Linked DNA regions of Homo sapiens: region 1 is linked to region 2. Evidence: chromatin contacts called from ENCODE Hi-C or POLR2A ChIA-PET data. All regions are on one chromosome and are shown on one strand. The core of a region is the stretch at or near the end of the contact, and the rest is flanking DNA. Distances in the headings are between cores, read along the strand shown. Region 1 overlaps PKNOX1 (PBX/knotted 1 homeobox 1). Region 2 overlaps WDR4 (WDR4 tRNA N7-guanosine methyltransferase non-catalytic subunit).

Region 1 (6,962 bases), core at 4,415-6,914, 170 kb before region 2:
CAATGAAAACAAATCAAAACCAAAGAAAACAGAACCCAGCCCACTCTCTCGGTTCATCTTGTTACCAGGAAACAGAAGTCCTACAGTTATTCCAAATCTCACGTGGTCAAGTGAGCAGGAGGGCTCTGAAAAGTCGAAAGCAACAACGTACAAGAGAACACTGACACCAGGAGACCAGCCACAAACGCAAACGTAGGAGCCAACCCGTGGGGGCTGCCGAGGTGCCCTCGCCAGACCAGCTCGCTGCTGGGACTCCAGGGATGTCCGCTAGTTAAGTAATAAAGTCTGAATATCTGCTGTTTGCCCTAGCTCTGAGCCAATGGGGTAGAGCACATTTTATATTAGTTTATAATAAACATTCTGTGCATAACATATTTTGAAGTTAAAACTTTTAAAACAATACACAGCTAACATGGTAAAGCGACCATGCAACTGTGGTCAGATTTAAATTAGACTGGAGTATGTACGGTGAGAGCTCCTAACGGGTCACTGGCTACCATTTCACCTCACTTACCTGAAGTCCTGTTTAGCAGATATCTTTCGATATATGTTTAGATCAAGTGTAAAATGCAATCTGAGCATTACATATCAACAAAAATTTGCAGATATCAAAATTTCATTAAATAGCTGTTTCTTTTATAGTAGTAAATGTTCATCACTACCCGGGGAGAGCAAAGAACCATGGAACGGTAGCTAACTTTGGGCAGGTTCATTAAATTTGGTCAATTCAGAACATTCCAAATTGAAATATTAATAGCAAGCATGTATTGTTTCTTCTCTAGAAATTTTATCCTCAATATAGTCATCATCCAATTCATAACGAATTTATAAAAATAGCTTTTTTATCCAATAATTCCAGCAAGGTAAAAATAGGAGTTTCTTTTTCTATATAGCAAATGAAACAGGCTCACTGAACATGAGGGGACTTAGGCTTGCTAAGCTTGCCGTCCATCCACTCACGACGAAACCACACTCAGTCTAGGCGTGTGCCGTTGTCACCGCACACTGGCAGTTTCGGGTGCAGCAGCTTCTTTCAAATCCATGGGCCACACAAATCAACCAGCCCACTGAGATCTGCTGGAACCACAGAACTAAGTGACAACCGCATCACGGTTTAGAAAATGGCAGCGCTATTCCTTAATCTAATTAGGGATTCAAGGTGGGGAGGGAGTGGTGTGTCATTCCTCACAATCTAGCGTTAAACCTTTAAAGAATTTCTTTAAAAATCCACACACACGCACACACGCACACACACACACACACACACACACACACACACTTGAAAGAAGTCGCTGCACCGGCAAAGACGCGCTTTAAGCTTACTATGAAATACAAAAGTGCACTCTTCTATATCTACATATAAAACATATTAGAAATAAAACTGTGTAAAATGTTTGCTGTGCAAACTCCAAAAAGTCAGGTGCGTCTGCTCCTGCCCCTACTGCAGGGAGTCACTGTTCTCCAAGACCAGCCCGCTGATGTGGGCAGGGGCCAGGGCACCCGCATCCTCCTCTGTGCTGTCCACAGACTCGTCCTCGCTCTGCCCTGCCATCATGACCTGCTGCACCGCCAGGGTGGCCCCGTCCGAGGACAGAGACTGAAGGCTGTCCACGTTCATGTTCACGGGCGTGGTGATGGTGACAACAGCTCCTGCGGCAGGATGAAGGTGTGTCATTATTTAAATTAGTACTCACAGAAAAACACTTTATTACTCAATTGGGTGCTGTTTGCTCGTTTGACCTAAAGTTAAAATAAAACACCTATATATGTTTAGGGAATGTTCAACAGGGATTTAAGAAACTGTTTCTGGGCCGGGCGCGGTAGCTCATGCCTGTAATCCCAGCACTTTGGGAGGCTGAGGCAGGCGGATAACGAGGTCAGGAGATCAAGACCATCCTGGTGAACACGGTGAAACCCCGTCTCTACTAAAAATACAAAAAATTAGCCGGGCGTGGTGGCAGGCACCTGTAGCTACTCCGAGCTACTCGGGAGGCTGAGGCAGGAGAATGGCGGGAACCTGGTAGGCAGAGGTTTCAGTGAGCCGAGATTGCGCCATTGCACTCCAGCCTGGGCAACAGAGTGAGACTCTGTCTCAAAAAAAAAAAAAAAAAAAAACAAAGCAAACAAATAAAAAAAAATAAAAACACATGCACACAAAACCATCCAAAATATGAAGACCTCATGCGAACAGAAAGATGCCTATAAAACACATCAGAATGGCTGCCTACGTCAGGGGATGGAGAGCAGAGGCCACAGGGAACAAGCAAAAACAAGAGAAGGGCATGGGGGATGAAGAGAAAGAAGCCACGTGGTGAGAACGGGGTAAGTCCCTCCTCCACACCCGGCGTCGGAGGGAAAAGGAGAGCAAACACAGAAGCAAAGGAGAAGATCCATGGGCATGACTGTGTCTTTGAGACAGAATTAATGATTTCATATCTCTATCACGTGTTTTACATTCTCTACTACTGGTGCTCCTAACTCTTACTGAGAGCTCCCGTGCACGCAGAATGCAGCTTCCTCATGTTTTAGTTGCAGAGAAAGAGAACCACGCACTCTCGTTCACCACATTACCTGAGGCTCACAGCTAACAGGCCTGATCCAGGCCTCTTGTTCATAATCCCCACCCCATGGTCCACCATGTCTGGCCTTGGCCGGCCACCTGTACCTTCCGACATGGTGAGCTCGCTCGGCGGTGGCTGTGCGACTCCTGATGCAATAGAATCAGGCCAAAACCTCTGAACTGGCCGGTTCTGAGCAGTTTTTTTCTTTGTTTTGGGGGTCTCTGAACAACTTGAATCCAACATTGGCTGAAGAATTCGTCTTCTGGCATTGATGAACCTGGAGTCAACAAAGAGAAGCTTCCATGAAAACAGCCTTCGTAAAGACCCTATACAGGATTAACAAATCCTTCTAACAAACACGCTGCTCTACGAAGCACGCTACAAAGAATGACTCAAGTTCTCCACTATAGTAACTACTTAAGAGGACTCAACAGCTCTTCTGAATTCTCTAAATGCCCAGAAACACAGAGCCTGTTGTTTTAAAAATCATGCAAATAAGCACCAACTCGTCCATGGCATTTTTTTTTTTGTCTCAACTCCTTTAGGGCATGTTTGTGAACTAGATACTCATAACGACATAGATGATACTGTTGAATTTGTGAATCTGACACTGTTTTCCCTAAGGAAGAAAAATGTTAAAGAAGCAAGACTTTCTGTAGTGCCATCATGCCTGAGACGATCGGGCAGTCTGCACTCGTCTGGACGTCACCAGATCACCAACGGGGCCGAGCCTCTGGGTGGCAACGTGTCTGAGCCATCAGAGAATGGGACTGCCACCTCCTCTTGTTTCACCACAAAGCACGATCTAAGGCAAGAGCTGCATCTTTTCAAAAACCATTCCCAATGATGAGCTGTTTCTTAGATGACTGGAGGCGTAAGTCCTCCAGTGGTCCTAGACATGTGGCCAGCACAGCACGTAGGCACCAGCAGTGATGAAATCCCCGACAGACGCTGGCGACTCTGTCAGACCAGGCACTCACGCCTGTGATAAGACTCCACAGAGAACGAGAGCAGCAACAATCACAGGCTGGCAGGGCAGGCTGGACATTGTTTCTGTATTTTTGAGATGGAGTCTCGCCCTGTCGCACAGGCTGGAGTGCAGTGGCACGATCTCAGCTCACCGCAACCTCCGCCTCCTGGGTTTAAGCGATTCTGCTGCCTCAGCCTCCTGAGTAGGTGGGACTATAGGCGCCCACCACCTCGCCCAGCTCATTTTTGTATTTTTAGTAAACGGGGTTACACCATGTTGGCCAAGATGGTCTCGATCTCTTCACCTTGTGATCTGCCTGCCTTGGTCTCCGAAAGTGCTGGGATTACAGATGTGAGCCACTGCACCTGGCCCAACAGTCACAGGTTGGCAAGGCAGGCTGGACATTGTTTCATATCAAATGAGTATGATAGCAATCTCAAAATACATTAAGATTAAAGGCTGCTGTCTTCAGTTCCCATTCTTATGCTATGAGCTGTTGCCTTTAAATGTGAGAAAGTGCAAGGAGACTCAAATCCCTAGGCCAGCTTTTCCTCCTGCAGTGACTAGAGGACAAAGATAGCAAACCAGACATGCGTTCTGCTGCACCCACCACCCTATGCCACTGACTGGGCCACTTTGCTACAAAAAGAGCTGAAATGGAAAGAAACGGAAAGAAAAACAACATCTGTCCCGTGAAAGCGCCTATCAAACCAGAACCCGTCCAGATTCATGCATTACCCCAACCTAACGCAAAAGCAGCAATACCAACCATGCTTAAGGCCTCGTTTCTGTCTTCTTTTTTCAGTAACATGAATGATAAAGTAGTTGACCTCTTGCTAGAGTCACACATTGCTCATCTATTAAAAGCCAGACTTCTCTATCTGGATAGCTGAGTAGCCATGTTCACGATATCAGGGAAACAAAAGCATTACTTTTAGACTCAGATTCTACTCTGGTTTGTCACTGTGACAACTTCTTTCTTTTTTTAATGCCCCCCTCTGCAAAACAACAACACTAGAACTGGATCAGCTCTAAGGTTGCTTAATTTTAAAAGTCCAAGATTTAAAAATATCTACAATTATATTAGCACACAGTCTAATAATAATGAAGCAGATCGGATCCCGCCATGCTTCATTTAGAGGAACCTGGTGATCCCTGCAGCACAAGCTCCATGGCCACCCACAACCCCAGCGAGACCTGGGAGGGAAGGCCCCACTGCTACTGTAATGTGTTGGTTGTTTTCTTTTTTTTTGAGACTGAGTCTCACCCTGTCGCCCAGGCTGGAGTGCAATGGTGCGATCTGGGCTCACTGCAACCTCCACCTCCCGAGTTCAAGCCATTCTACTGCCTTAGCCTCCTCAGTAGCTGGGATTACAGGTGTGCACCACCACACGCAGCTAATTTTTCTATTTTTAGTAGAGACAGGATTTCACCATGTTGGTCAGGCTGGTATTGAACTCCTGACCTCGTGATCTGCCCACCTCGGCCTCCCAAAGTGCTGGGATTACAGGTGTGAGCCACCGCGCCTGGCCTGTAATGTGTTTTTAAATCATTCTTATTCAAAGCTGCTACCAGCAGAGGCATGAACTAATGATGGGTGTGTGTATCTCACTCCAAGATGTAATGTTTGTAAATACAAAAGAAAAGAAAGTCACAAAAAGTAAAAGTAGCTACAAATATTAAAGATTTCAGAAATTTGGAATTTTTAAGTTATATTATTAAACTGTTATTATTACTAAAAATTAAAAGTTGATACTAAACCTAGATAAGACAATTCGTTAATGTAACATAGTAGCAAGTCAGGGAACACCAGGAAATCATGAATGCAGAAAAGCAGGAGGGTGCTGAGCAGTGACGGGGCACCAGCACATCCAGAGACGCATCCCTCCCACTTCAGCCCACCCACCACAGGTGTGCCCCAACCAAAGTATGTGGTTTCCACATAGCTCCAGGAAAACAAGCACATGAGCAGAATATAACAACCACTGCAGCAACAACATACTCAGAATCTTTAAATTTTTGTTAATATTCTATTTAAAAGATTTAACAGGAAATAACGCAAATAGTATAGTCTGTTGTGACTACCCACATCTAAAAGAATGGCAAGAATGCAGGATCATGGAAGTACTTATGCAACCCCGAAGCATACCTCCCGCACACACGACTGCACAAAGACAAAGACTTTCTTGCTGGAACTTCAACAAGTTCACATTTTAGCACAGCTAAGATAAAGATAATAATGTTTACAACTGGAAGAATTTGTGCTTTCTTCTTTTATGCATGCCAGTTTTATTAAGCTGAAACTGTTTCCTACATCTGAATAAGTAAATTTAAAAAATGTGACAAGTGACTAATAACCAAAATGGAAGACCACCCCCCACTTCAGTGCCACCTAGGAACACGCACAAGCCCTTACTGAAGAAAATACATCTGGCCAGAGTCTAAGTGTCCACAGCAATGTTTGACAGCAGGACTAGAAGGGGACGTTTTATGAAATGTCCTCCTGGGTGTTTCTTTGCTAGGAATGGCTCCCAGACTCTTCTGTGGAGCAGGACCCCCACAAGAAAGAGTGGCAGAGGGTCCCCTCATGGGGCAGGACCTCTCACTCTTGGCCTCCCACCATCCAGAGGCTCATCCACTAACAACACATCACAGTTTTGTATGAATGTGGGGCTTGGGGACAGTAGCACCCTAGAGAAACAGCTCTAAAGAGGCAGGCAGGATGCAGTCCATAATGAGGTATTGATATGAAAACTTAGGTTGAACCTGGTTTATTCCTAAGTCTCCTGCTCCCATTGCCCATTAAAAGAACTCATATTTTTAGTCGGGTGCAGTGACTCACACCCATGATCCCAATACTTTGAGAAGCTGAGGTGGGAGGATCACTTGAGGCCAGGAGTTCGAGACCAGCCTGGGCAACACAGCAAGACCCCGTCTCAGTTGGGAAAAAAGAAAAAGAGAGACCTCCTATTTTCAGCAAGATTTCACCATGTATTGGTGCCAGGGTTTCCAAGTGCTCTACCGTGCTGACAGCATGATTTCAGGAAGCAGGGCACCTTACCAGTTGTTGACTTGGAGTAGTGTCAAATTTGTCTGAGCAGCAATCTGTTTTTTCTCATCCTCTGTTGGGTAGGGATGCTGAAAATAAAAAAAGAAGGTTACCATGGCCTTCGAGTTTACAAAGGAAATCAAGACGATTTAGGCAAAATGTGAGCATTACATAATCATTAGAAAATAATGGTCACGTCAACAGTGCTTCTAGCCAAAACCTAACTGTAGTCTCACGAACAAAGTGTTTCTCCTCGTCCCAGGAATGTCCTAGTGCTGCAGTGGCTGGTTAGTGCATAGGCCAAGGCAGACCGCCCCCCACGTTTAACGGTTCAGCGGTGACGATAACAGCAGCGACATCATGAGGAGCAGCTATGCAGTCC
Region 2 (6,820 bases), core at 4,116-6,615:
GTGAGCCACCGTGCCCGGCCTGCCCGTTTACTTTTCAACATAGTGGCTGGCAAATTGAAAACAAAGCCCCGTGGCCCCTGTGTGTGGCTGGAGGTGTGTTTCTGCTGGATGTGCTGTTCTGTGCCCTTTGCTGACATTGCAGTATCAGTTGGTTCACTGGCCGTCTCCCGCTGCGTCTGAGTGGTTCTGTGGGTCTGTTGGGCCTGTTGGTGTGTGCAGCCCTCAGCGTGGTGCCTGGCATGAGTAGGTGCTCAGTAGATAACTGCAGTGATTGGACGAATTATGTTTTGAGATTTTGTTTCAGACCCCTGGAAACTGGTTTCCCGGCCTTTCAAACCGTTGAGAACTGTGAGGCCACTCGTGCCCTCTGCACGGGGCGTCCTGTGCCCTATCTGTCCTGGGCTGTGGGCTGCTGTTGGTGCTGTGGTGCCGTGCAGGGCGGTGGCTGCGGGACCGGGCCCGGCTCACGCGATGGCTAGCCCAAGGTAGCAGAGGCCATGACTGGTGGAGATGGAGTGAGGCTCACGGGCCACCCCATTCCAGGGTCCCCGGGAACCCCGTGCATGAGGGATTGCTTGAGGCCACTGTGTTAGAGTGGGAAGAAAAGGGGCCTTGTCACCCTTGTAGGTGCCCGAGCCAAGATGGGTTTCCAGGCGAGCTGGGCTGCTTGGGTTATTCTTCATGGCTGTTCTGATGGGAGGGTCCCTGTGACTTTGAGTCCTGTGCTTGCAGGCCAACCCCTCACAGGAGGACTGGGCCGGGCTCAGCAGAGACAGCTGTCTGGCCAGGTCACTCAGAGTTGTTGCTGAGGGGCCGTCAGGACCCTGATAGGAACCTGTGGGCTTGGCTGCCCTCCTCCCTCCACCCTCCTCCCTGTGTGCTGTGTCTTTGAGTCTCCCCCGTGTCTTTGAGTCTCCCCCAAGGCTCCTTTCATCACAGTGCAGGTGCCTTGGGCCAGGGTGGGTGCTGGGGGGCCTGTAGAGGTGCCGCTGAGCAGAGCTGCTGCAGAGGGGGCTGCAGAGGGGCACAGAGGCGCTTGGGTCTCTGGCAGGCATGGCTGAGGAGCGGCCTGGGTTAGAGGTTGCTGTGCTGTTGGGGACCCAGGAATGACCTCACTCACCTCCCCGACTGCGTCCAGGGGCCTCCACCTGGTTAACCCTAACCAGGTTAGGGTTAACAGCTACTTCCCATGTTGGCTGTTTTTATTGGATCAGGGGGTTTAGGGCAGAGGCTTCTCTTCCTTAGATGAACAGGCGGCCTCCCCAGGCCTCCCGGTCCCTGCGGGCGCTGGGCTCGCTGACTCTGCCGCTCTCTCTCGCCCTCACAGGTTTGTGAGCCGTATCTCCGTGGTGCCAACTCAGCCCGGGCTGCTTCTGTCCTCCTCTGGGGTAAGTGTTCTGCCCAGCGTCACTCACCTCTGGATTCTTGAGCCTGCAGGGAGGGTGGGGTGGGCGCCTCCTGGACCTGGCCCCTGTGGATCGCTGGCCCCTGGCTGGCTGTGGCTGTCCACTAGATCTTAGAGCTGCCTGCGGCTCGCTCCCCGCCTGCGGCCGCTCACTCAGGACTGCGTGTGGGGTGTGCGTAGGTGCGTGTGTGTTCGCCTGTGGGATGAACTAGCACGGGTGTGTGGAAGGCTCCCTTCTGAGGGCGGCTGCTGCATCTACGATGGTATCGGGGATCAGGATCTCAGGTAGAAACAGTAGACGGGGGCTTCTCTGACTCTTGGAGGGGTCTCAGTCCATCCCATTACGGGCTGCATTTTTTTTCCTTTTCTTTCCTTTTTTTCTTTCTTTCTTTTTTTTTAAGATGGGGTGTTGCTACATTTTTCAGGCTGGTTTCAAACTCCTGGGCTCAAGCGATCTGCCTCCTTGGCCTCCCAAGTAGCTGGGACCACAGGCTCGAGCGCCCGCACCCGGGTTACCACAGTGCATTTTTGCTTGTTGGGTACAGCTTCTGTGTCCCAGCAATTGGGTCCTGGAAGCCTTACAGTTTAGTGATGAGAGACGTGTTTTCTCTAAGGAATGTGTTAGAAGGATTGTTAGTGATTTTGCCAAAGTGAGGGCCTTGGATTCCTCACAGGGTCTGATTCTGTCCTCTTGCGGAATTGTTGCCCGCACACCACCACCTTCCTCTTCGCTGTCCTTCCCTGTGTTGTCTGTGTTGGTCCTTTGTGTGGTGTGGCAGGATGGCTGATGGACCTTCTGGCCGCTTCTATGTTTCTTCTCTGATTGGGCTTCATTCACAGCCTCCTGTTCCTGCTCTTCAAATTAACACACAGCCACGCGACCTGAGAGAAGAAGAAAAGTGTGGCCATAATCTCCAGAGGGTCAGGGTCAGGGTCAGGCTTCGTCAGCGGTTTGTTGTGCACCTTCCAGTCTTTTTCATAATATGAGGAAAATCTTCCACGGGCAGAGAAGCCTCCCCAGGCCCCATCTGTCCCTCATGGCTTACTGCTTTGTTTGAGTGGAACACGTCATCTGGTAGCTGCCAAAAGGCGCGAGGAGGGTCAGTGTTTTCTGACTTTGCTTTTCTGGAAATACCTTTAATCTCCTTTGAGGCCTGGTTGTTAGTTTGGCGTAGAAGTCCTGGTTGAAACGGTTTCCCTCGGAGCTTGGGAGGCCTTGCACAGTGTGCTCTCCAGCTGGTTGCTCCTGTGGGTTTTCCCGCGCGCTTCCTGTAGAAACCTGCAGCTGTCTGCCGTGGGTCCGTGGGGTGACAGCTGGGCTCTCCTTCTGCCTGGAGGACTTTCTCTGCTCCAGTGTGCGATGTGAAAGCCACTGAGGTGACTTGGTGGGCCCCAGAGGGGAGTTGGCCACACAGCCAGTGATTTTCAGTGTCCTCCGACCTGGGGCATTTTCTTACATGATTACCTTCTGTTCTCTACCCCTGCCTCTTGCTCACTTTTTCTAAAGCTTGTGTTAGTTGAACCACTTTAATGCTCTGATTCTTATTTTTTTTGAGACAGAGTCTTGCTCTGTCTCCCAGTCTGGAGTGCAGTGGCGTGATCTCGGTTCACTGCAGCCTCTGCCTCCCGGGCTCAAGCAATCCTCCCACCTCAGGCCTCCCGAGTAGCTAGTATTACAGGCACACACCACCATGCCCCGCTAATTTTTTATACTTTTGTAGTGATGGGGTTTTGCCAGCTTGGCCAGGCTGGTCTCAAACTTTTGACCTCAAGCGATCCACCCACTTCCGCCCACTGGGATTATAGGCGAGAGCCACCATGCTGGGCCATAATTCTCTGTTTTTTTTTCTTTCCTGTTCAATCTCGTATTTCTACTCCTTTAGGAATAGTCTTACTTCTTGGGAGATTGCCTCAACTTTACTTTCCAGCCTTCTGTGGAGACTTGAGTTTTATTAGGATTATTTTGAATCTTTAGTTCTTTCTTGCCCTCGGCACGTTCTTTTTTGCAGCCACCCATTCTCGGATAGTGCACGTGTCTCTTATCTCACTGAGATGAGCGTGGACTTTTCTTTCTTCAATTTCTTCCTGGCCTTGTGTTTGATTGCCTTCTCTGGAGTGTGTTGTCTGCCTTTCTCATTGGAGGTTTTCCTCGGATGTCTGGCGATGCCATCTGCCTGTGTGTGATGGGAGTCAGCACCAGCCGGCCTCAGAGGCTGGGTGTGTGCACCCAGGGTGGGGCCCGAGGGGCTTCAGAGCAGGTGTCTGTGGGCAGCAGCCCCTTGCCTGTGGACTCCGTAGAACGTGTGGGTCAGTCGGTCTCTTCTGGGTGGTCAGTGTCCCGGCCTTCACTCTTGCCCAGGTCTGTCCCCTGGGGCTCTGGGAGGTGAGTGCGAAGGGGCTAGGTGACTCTCTTCTCAGTGAGTATTTGGCATCCCCGAGACAGGGGCCCCTCGGCTCCGTTTCCCCAGAGCCTTCTGCTGGCCTGGAGTTTGGGGCTGAGGATGCATCAGGGAGGTCCCGTTTCTCTTTGTAAAGACATTTGACAGCTCCCCTCACCACCTTGGTCTTCAGGCTGCCTGGCCCGGTTTGGTCTTTGGCAGGTCCTGGCACCTCTCGGGCTTCTCTGTGGCTGGTGCATTTGTTCCCTGGCCTCCAGCCCCCAGGTTTCCTTGCTGTCTCTCCGCGGCTGCCTTCTCTTCTTGCCTGTTGTCTTTGTCTTAGTGGGTTCATGGTTATTAAACATCTTTTTCTTGTCTTCGTAGAGAGGTTTGGGGGTGAGTGAAATGCCTGTAGATGTGTGTGTTGGTCTCCATGTTTATCTGCCACATTTGTAGAAAGGTGTGTGTGTGTGCGTGTGTATGTGCATGCGTGTGTGTGTGCATTCATACATCCACTCTTACCTCGGCACCCAGAGGATATGCATCTACTGTTAGCTGTTTGGGGTATTTACTTTTCATCTTTTTCATTTAGTCATTTAAAAATACTTACAAATAGTGCACAGACACTCTCTCATTAGATTTAATGAGTATTGATTTATTTCTCTCCACTGAATTAGTGCTGTAATGAATTTTTTTTAAGCCAGGTATGGTGGCTCATGCCTGTAGTCCCAGCTACTCGGAGGCTGAGGCGGGAGGATTGCCTGGGCCTGGGAGTCAGAGGCTGCAGTGAGCCAGGAGCAAGCCTGTGAATAGCCACTGCAGTGCAGTGGGCAGTGTGGAATAGACCCCATTTCAATTAAACAACAAAAAAATAACAACAGATAAAACCAAGAAAAAAAAGAGAAACGCTTTTTTCCATTGATGATGGTTTTAGAGCGTGGAGCCTCTTGGTTCCTGTGTCGGCTTCCTGAAGGGTTGTACCAGTTGTCGTGGGACGGTTGCTGATGGCCATGTCCTTCCTGTCATTCTTAGTGAAGTGGAGCAGTGGCCACGAGCTCATGAGCCCACACGTGTCTCCCCGTGGGAATGCATGATTGCTGAAGTGTCTGCGCAGACCTGTGTGCATGCCCGTGTCTATGCCCGGCCCGGGCACAGCAGATGTGGTCTGGCCTCCTGGCGGATGACAACCTGGCCATCTAGCGGCCTTGGCTTATTTTGCTAGGATCTGCCTCATTGGCTTTGTCATCTGCCTGGGCATATTGGCACTCGAGAAACAGGGAATCGGTCACCTTCCGTTCCCCACCGTTGTCCTTGATGATTTGCATGAGCGATTTACACAGTCAGAGCAGAGAGCCTTTAATTCCTGAGGGTGGGTGGCATGGCTGTCACGGAGTGGAACCCCGACCACACGCAGCTGTCCTCTCTGTCACCCTACCTGACGGAAGCCCCACAACCATGTGCTAACCTGTGTGTTTGGTTTGTGCAGGACGGCACCCTGAGGCTCTGGGAGTACAGGAGCGGCCGCCAGCTGCACTGCTGTCACCTGGCCAGTCTGCAGGAGCTGGTGGACCCCCAGGCCCCCCAGGTAGCTGCTTCTGTTCACTCCTGGGCGACTGAGTGCTTGTAGACACCGGCAGTCGCCTGACTTGAGTGGAAAAGTCACTTCGCCGTTGGAAACGTTTGCTCTCAATGCCAGACTTCCTCCTGTGTGAGGGAAATCTCGTATTTCAAATTCTGAAGGTGGCTCGTCATGTCAGTGGGAAATAATTTGTCTCCCTGTTGCATGCAAACAGTTAATGTACAGGAAGGCCTCTAATCCTGCTCTGAAGTGGAAGGAATGGAGGTGCTTGAGCATGCACCTTTGTGGGTCTGCCAGCCAGGTGGGGCAGGGGTGGGGCCAGGCCCACTCCAGCATTCTCCGGCCAGCTTGGAGCAATCTCATGACACCCTGAAAGCCCAGGCCTTGGCAAAGTTTCCCGCCAAACGGTCTGTTCCATTTCCTAGAGAACTGTGTGGTGTGGCCTCTGCCCCCTGCCAGGCAGCTGTGTAAGAGAGGACCAGGCCTTTTCCTTCATGCTTCACGTGGACTCAGGTTCCTGGAAGTTTCCTTCATTTAAAAAAAATTTTTTTTTTTTTTTTGAGATGGAGTCCCACTCTTGCCCAGGCTGGAGTGCAGTGGTGCTATCTCGACTCACAGCAACCTCCGCCTCAGGCTCCTGAGTAGCTGGGATTAAAGGCGTGAGCCACTGTGCACGGCCTCTTCTTCATTTTTAATATTTCCTCTGCCAGGAACTGTGGGAGCTCACAGGGCAGTTGTATGTGTAGCTCTCATCTCTTCCTTTCCCCTGTGTCCTCCGCTCCCTCTTCTCCTCACTGTCTGACCTATCTTGTTGGCTTTGGAGGCTGTCGCAGGCCCTGCAGGGAGTGCCAGAACCACTGGGGGGCTTTTGTCATCTGCTTGGGAAACAGGGAATCAGCTACCCTCCTTTCCCCACTGATTCCAGAATGTTCCAGTGCTGTTTCCTCTTCCTTGATATGTGGGGGCGTGAGCGTCCTTCGGTCTTGCTCTTGTTGGATCAGAGCGCCCGGCGTCGGGCCCCTGCAGGTGGCGTGAAGTTAATGGGCTTCTTCTCCTTTTAGAAGTTTGCCGCGTCCAGGATTGCATTCTGGTGCCAGGAGAACTGCGTGGCGCTCCTGTGCGACGGGTAAGCTGCGGCGGCACCTCTATGGCCTCCGGTTCTGCAGACCTGCAGGGGGAAGAGTTAGCGGGTTGGCCACTGGCCCACGTCCTCAATGAAGAGGTCCTGAACGGTGGTGGTATTGGTCTAGCACCTCCCTCTGAGAATGTCACTTTTGATGACTGCTGCTGCATGAGGGTGAGGGCTCCTCTCAGCCAGCGCTCTTCAACCTGACGTTGAACTCCCCTGGCGTAAAGAGCACCAGCAGCCTCTGCCTGGCCTTCTGAGATGACAGACTTTCCCCTGGGCCAGTCGTGGTGGCATCACCTCACTCCCGGCTCGGGGCTGGTCGGATGGGA

Evidence for each region. A loop is a pair of places that touch in the nucleus more often than their neighbours do. ChIA-PET counts read pairs that join two places held with the same protein, here RNA polymerase II (POLR2A). Pooled maps may share reads with other maps.
Region 1: a loop to region 2 is called in a pooled map, with 2.8 times the contacts of the local background. The contact joins two enhancer-like sites. A Hi-C loop is called at or near these places in 1 of 168 maps with a recorded cell type or tissue (HepG2) and 2 of 50 pooled maps. POLR2A ChIA-PET finds 5 or more read pairs at or near these places in 1 of 52 experiments (H1).

What each region holds. Positions count from the first base shown.
Region 1 is chr21:43,024,578-43,031,539 of GRCh38, reverse strand. It overlaps PKNOX1 (PBX/knotted 1 homeobox 1), which reads right to left. Exons shown (of 11, transcript NM_004571.5): 9 at 6,593-6,669; 10 at 2,666-2,838; 11 at 1-1,650. The coding sequence ends at 1,439. Among named protein-coding and RNA genes, the nearest start is that of CBS, 48 kb to the left of the region's middle. Within about 2 kb of position 5,664, at least 3 of the 41 ENCODE cell types and tissues checked have a DNase peak (open chromatin) inside an H3K27ac peak, as active enhancers do.
Region 2 is chr21:42,854,230-42,861,049 of GRCh38, reverse strand. It overlaps WDR4 (WDR4 tRNA N7-guanosine methyltransferase non-catalytic subunit), which reads left to right. Exons shown (of 11, transcript NM_018669.6): 6 at 1,328-1,388; 7 at 5,270-5,368; 8 at 6,424-6,488. Among named protein-coding and RNA genes, the nearest start is that of WDR4, 22 kb to the left of the region's middle. RefSeq lists an enhancer at 331-889. Within about 2 kb of position 5,365, at least 2 of the 41 ENCODE cell types and tissues checked have a DNase peak (open chromatin) inside an H3K27ac peak, as active enhancers do.